Linked DNA regions of Homo sapiens: region 2 is linked to region 1. Evidence: read pairs that join two places in POLR2A ChIA-PET (ENCODE). Cell type or tissue: PC-3. All regions are shown on one strand.

Region 1 (2,500 bases):
TGTGTGTGTGTGTGTGTGTGTGTTTGCAGAGAGAGAAACTCGGGGGCTGGGGAAGATATCTAGTCTCTGATCCTTTAGCAGCTGATATTTCTTTTTCTTTTTTTTTGGGCCGGAGTCTCACACTATCGCCAGGCTGGAGTGCAGTGGTGCGATCTCAGCTCATTGCAACTTCTACCTCCCTGGTTCAAATGATTCTCCTGCCTCACCCTCCGGAGTAGCTGGGACTACAGGCATGCACCACCGTGCCCAACTAATTTTTTTGTATTTTTAGTAGAGATAGGGTTTTGCCATGTTGGCCAGGTTAGTCTCAAACTCCTGACCTCAAGTGATCCGTCCATCTCAGCCTCCCAAAGTGCTGGGATTACAGGTGTGAGCCACTGCGCCCAGCCAGTGGCTGATATTTCAAACTCAATTCCTTTTGATCACTTATCTAGATTATTACACCACCGGGGCCAAAAAGCTGCTATTCCAAAAATTATATATAGATATAAAATAATTCAACCTGTCTGATACTGTAATAAATGAAACATTACAAGAAGAGAAAATAGAACAAATCAGTAATCCTCTACCCAAACCAAAGATTGCTGTCTTTCTAGAGGAGTCTATATTTAATTTCAAATTTCCATGATAGGCACTTTTGTCAAAGAATATTCATAAGCAGTACTAGAAAGCAGTTGCAGCTAAATAAGAGTTAATCCTTGTAACCCAAGTAGGTTCATGTTCTTGCTGGCTTTATGCAATCAGTGGGAGAGGTTATTTTAAGATAAGCTAGAGCACTAGATGATCACGCTGCATTCAATAGGGCCTAAAAAAAACTCCCCAAGTAGAGAAGATTAATAAAATGGCTATGAATTTCAACATAAAAACAGGAGTTATTGATTATATGGAATGTTGGCAAGGATGTGGAGAAATATACCAGAGTGTAAACTGGTATAAGATTTTTAGAAGATGGTAAGTATAGAGGCAGGAAGCCTAAGAAACTTACACTTTAGCATGCCCCCCAGCCTGGCCCCTCCCTACCATCCTAGTGCTGGGCGTGCCTGGAAATTGGAGAGGGAAAGCTGGCTGCAAATCAAGAAGCATTTATCTGTCAGCATTTCTGACAAATTGCTTAAAGAGAGCTCAAAAGAGAATCTTCAAGCTCGCAGCAATTGGTAGCAAATTCTTTTCTTATTCTAAATCGATCTTCAGTTTGCACAAAATCTGATACTTAAGAGCTTTTTATTCTTGTTTAGAAAGAGGGCATCCCAAACTGTGTTAGCTTCAAAACCTGTAAATCTGGATTCCTTCTGATTTGGTAATATCTACTAACATTCTGAATATGCATACCTTTTGAAACAGGTCTGCCATGGAGAATCTAAGGGGAGAAGCTGTTTGGCCTCCTGGCAATTCTACTTTTAGGGATCTATTCTAAAAAACAACAACAACAAACAAACAAACAAACAAAAACCTGGCCGGGCGCGGTGGCTCACGCCTGTAATCCCAGCACTTTGGGAGGCTGAGGTGGACGGATCACAAGGTCAGGAGATCGAGACCATCCTGGCCAACATGGTAAAACCCTGTCTGTACTAAAAATACAAAAATTAGCCGGGCATGGTGGCGTGCACCCATAGTCCCAGCTATTCGGGAGGCTGAGGCACGAGAATCAGTTGAACCCAGGAGGCGGAGGTTGTAGTGAGCCGAGATTGCGCCACTGCACTCCAGTCTGGGAACAGAGTGAGACTCCGTCTCAGAAAAAAAAAAAAGAAATAAAACCTAAAAAATGCCTAAAGGTATGATTAATTGCCACTTAGCAAAGAACTGGGAAAAAAAAATTATTCCTATGAGTAAGAGATTAGATAACTAAATTAGAGAGCATATACAATGCAATACTGCCATTAAAAAATGAAGACATGGTCAGGCAAAATGGCTCACGACCTATAATCCCAACGCTTTGGGATGCCAAGGCAGGAAAATCGCTTGAATTCAGGAGCTCAGGCCAGCCTGAGCAACATATTGAGACCCCGTCTCTACAAAAAAATTAAAAATTAGCCAGGTGTGGTGGTGTGCACCTGTGGTCCCAGCTACTTGGGAGGCTAAGGCAGGATGTTTGATTGAGCCTAGTAGGTCAAGGCTGCAGTGAGCCATGAATGTGTCACTGCATGCCAGCCTGGGTGACCGAGAAAGACCCTGTCTCTAAAACAAAACTAAACTAAAAGGCCAGGCGTAGTGGCTCATGGCTGTAATCCCAGCACTTTTGGAGGCCAAGGCGGGAGGATCACTTGATTCCAGGAGTTTGAGATCAGCCTGGGCAATATAGCAGACCCAGTCTCTACAAAAAAAAAAAAAAAAAAATTGTTTTGTTTTGTTTTTTTGGGATGGAGTTTCACTCTTGTCACCCAGGCTGGAGTGCAGTGGTACAATCTCAGCTCACTGCAACCTCTGCCTCCAGGGTTCAAGCGATTCTCCTGCCTTAGCCTCCCAAATAGCTGGGACTACAGGCATGCACCACCACGCCTGG
Region 2 (2,500 bases), 81 kb after region 1:
GAGAGGAGCACCTCCACCCCCAAATCTGCCCTCTGAACCTGTCAGGAGGAGTCCTGGAGGCTGGTCCTGGGTCCTGCAGTGCTTCCAACTCAGTGGGGCCAAGACAGGCCTGCCAGAGCAGCAGGGGTGGGGTTACGCTTCCCTAGTTCTGCCTGCCTGCTTGTTAGAAAGGCCTGAGGAGCTTTAAAAGCATACCACTGTGGGTTGCCACCTCAGACCGTTAAATCAGAATCCTCTGTCAGGATCACGACTCACTTGAGTTGAAGAATGTAAACTCCAAATGTTTACAGCAGGTGACAATAATGGGGAACTACGACCTGATCTAATATGGTGGAGAAGGACAGGGATGCGGCGAGTGCATGTGTTACCTAAGATTTTTTTTTTTTTTTAATGGTACTTTGAGGCCAGGAGTAGTGGCTGATGCCTGTCATCCCAACGCTTTGGGAGGTTGGAGCGGGAGGACTGCTTGAGGCCAGGAGTTTGAGACCAGCCTGGGCAACATGGAGAGACCCCTGTTCTGCCAATAAATAAATAAATAAAATAAATAAATAAATAAATAAATAAATAAAGAATGCATGCATGCCAGGCATGGTCGTGCACATCTGTGACCCTAGCTACTTAGGAGGATCACTTGCGCTCAGGAGGTCAAGGCTGCAGTGAGCTATGATCGTGATCGTGCCTGGACAACAGAGCCAGACCCTGTCTCTAAAAATACTACTACTACTTTGAAAACCGTTGTGCTAGCCTAACACAGCACAGCCATAGCCCAGGTTAAACCCACAGGCTAGTTTGTGAGCTCTTGGCCAGCAGAGTCTAAGTGTTCTAATATTTACTGCCTGTGCCTAATATGCTGAACCTAGTTGTTAATTTTTCCTCCTTATTGACCTGAGAGTTGATATTGGGAAACAAAAACCACAACATTCTGGAGAACCAGGGTACAGCTTCAGATGTTCACTAAAACAGGAGCCAGAAAAAACGAATTATCTTAGCCTCTGAACCTAAGTACCTTTTCCTTCGAATTCTTGCCATTAGCTCCTTCCTGCTTACCTGCCCAGCCAGGCTCTTATGCGAGCCGGAGAGTGTAGTGACTGAGTGGCTCTGGAGGCTTCCTGCCTCTTTCTGAAGGCTGCTGCCACCATCAAATAGTTAGCTGTGACTTTGGGCTCGTCATTTCACAGCTCTAAGCCTCAGTTTTCTGATCTGCTAAATGATGATAATAAAAATGCCTCCCTCCAAGAGTTGTAAGGATTGAGATACTACAGGCATGGTTAGCACCACGGCAGCTGACAAAAACCCCAGTGCTGTTATCGGTTGGTTGTCAGGAGTGCCCCCTCCTGGCAACTAGGAGAACTTGACATGTGGCAGCCTGGGCAGGAATTTGTTCCCCAAGCTGAGCTCAGTGTGGCTGGCTGATAGGGTGACTTTAGAGGTCTAGAAACCTTCACCCTTGCTCCCACATTAAGCAAGCTGTGAAGGACTGATACCGAGCTCCGGCTGTCAATGGTAGGAGAGTGGGAGGGGGAGAGGAGGCTTGGGAAAGGGAGGGAGGATGGACAACCCTTTTCAACATGAGTCCTAGGACAGTGACGAGGGACCTAGGCTGCTGCTGCTCCTGCCCCGAAAAGAAAAAGCTCCAATCATAACGACCAGGCCATGGCTGGGATTGCCTCTGTTGAAGGTGCCCCATGTGGCAGGGCCAGTCTTCTAGGATGGACCCTGCTAAGGCCAAGGATAGAGAAGCCAGCACCTGCTGCAGCCTGGCCTGGTGGTGGGGGTGGGAGTGCTGGGTCAGGGCTCTCAAACTAAGCTCAGGTCCTGCTGGTCCCCTGGCTTGCTGGGTGGCAAAGAAGAAGTCTTTGAGCCTCTCTGGGCCTGTTTACCCCTCAGAAAAAGGAGCTGGATTAGATGTTTTTTGAGACAGGGTCTCACTCTGTCACCCAGGCTGGAGTGCAGTGGTGCAATTTTGGCTCACTGCAGCTTCAAACTCCTGCTTCAGCCTCCTGAGTAGCTGGGACTACAGATGTGCGCCACCACGCCTGGCTAATTAAAAAAAAATTCTTGTAGAGACGAGGTCTCACTGTTTCCCAGGCTGGTCCCAAACTCCTGGGCTGAGGTAATCTTCCTGCCTCAGCCTCCCAGTGTTGAGATGACAGGCGTGAACCCCTGCACCCAGGCTAGATGGGTTCTTGAGTCCCTCTGGGTGGATTCTAAACTGTTCTTAATCTGGAGGAATGAGATCTTTACCTTCTCAAGGCTACCAAAGTACCAGCTAAGACTTCTGGAGAAGGCCCAATGAATGGTGATGGCTTCCTGACACCCAGGAGGAAAAACACAGAGCCCAGAGTAGAGAGATAGAGATATATTTCTTCTGTTGCATATTTCAGACTTCACGCTGAGCTTCAGGCACAATTACTCCAGGTTCTTCTGAGAGTCTTGACAGAGTCTTCTTCCCACGCTGCTCATGTGACCTCACTTCCAGTGCACACCTGGAAACTCTGCA

The links. ChIA-PET counts read pairs that join two places held together with the same protein. Peaks named below come from ENCODE experiments on the same cell type or tissue, not always from the same donor. Only the 100,000 strongest peaks of a DNase experiment are listed, where the experiment ranks them.
Region 2: POLR2A ChIA-PET joins it to region 1 with 22 read pairs; 7 of 35 experiments call an interaction of 5 or more read pairs at or near these places.

Annotation. Positions count from the first base shown.
Region 1 is chr17:50,442,160-50,444,659 of GRCh38, reverse strand. All of the region lies in intron 1 of ACSF2 (acyl-CoA synthetase family member 2), which reads right to left. Among named protein-coding and RNA genes, the nearest start is that of ACSF2, 17 kb to the right of the region's middle. In PC-3, no CTCF peak of the experiment used is centred here; a DNase peak (open chromatin) is centred at 1,269; H3K4me3 peaks cover 507 bases.
Region 2 is chr17:50,360,996-50,363,495 of GRCh38, reverse strand. It overlaps XYLT2 (xylosyltransferase 2), which reads right to left. Exons shown (of 11, transcript NM_022167.4): 11 at 2,311-2,500. Among named protein-coding and RNA genes, the nearest start is that of MRPL27, 11 kb to the left of the region's middle. In PC-3, a CTCF peak has its summit at 1,334 (motif pointing left); a DNase peak (open chromatin) is centred at 1,325.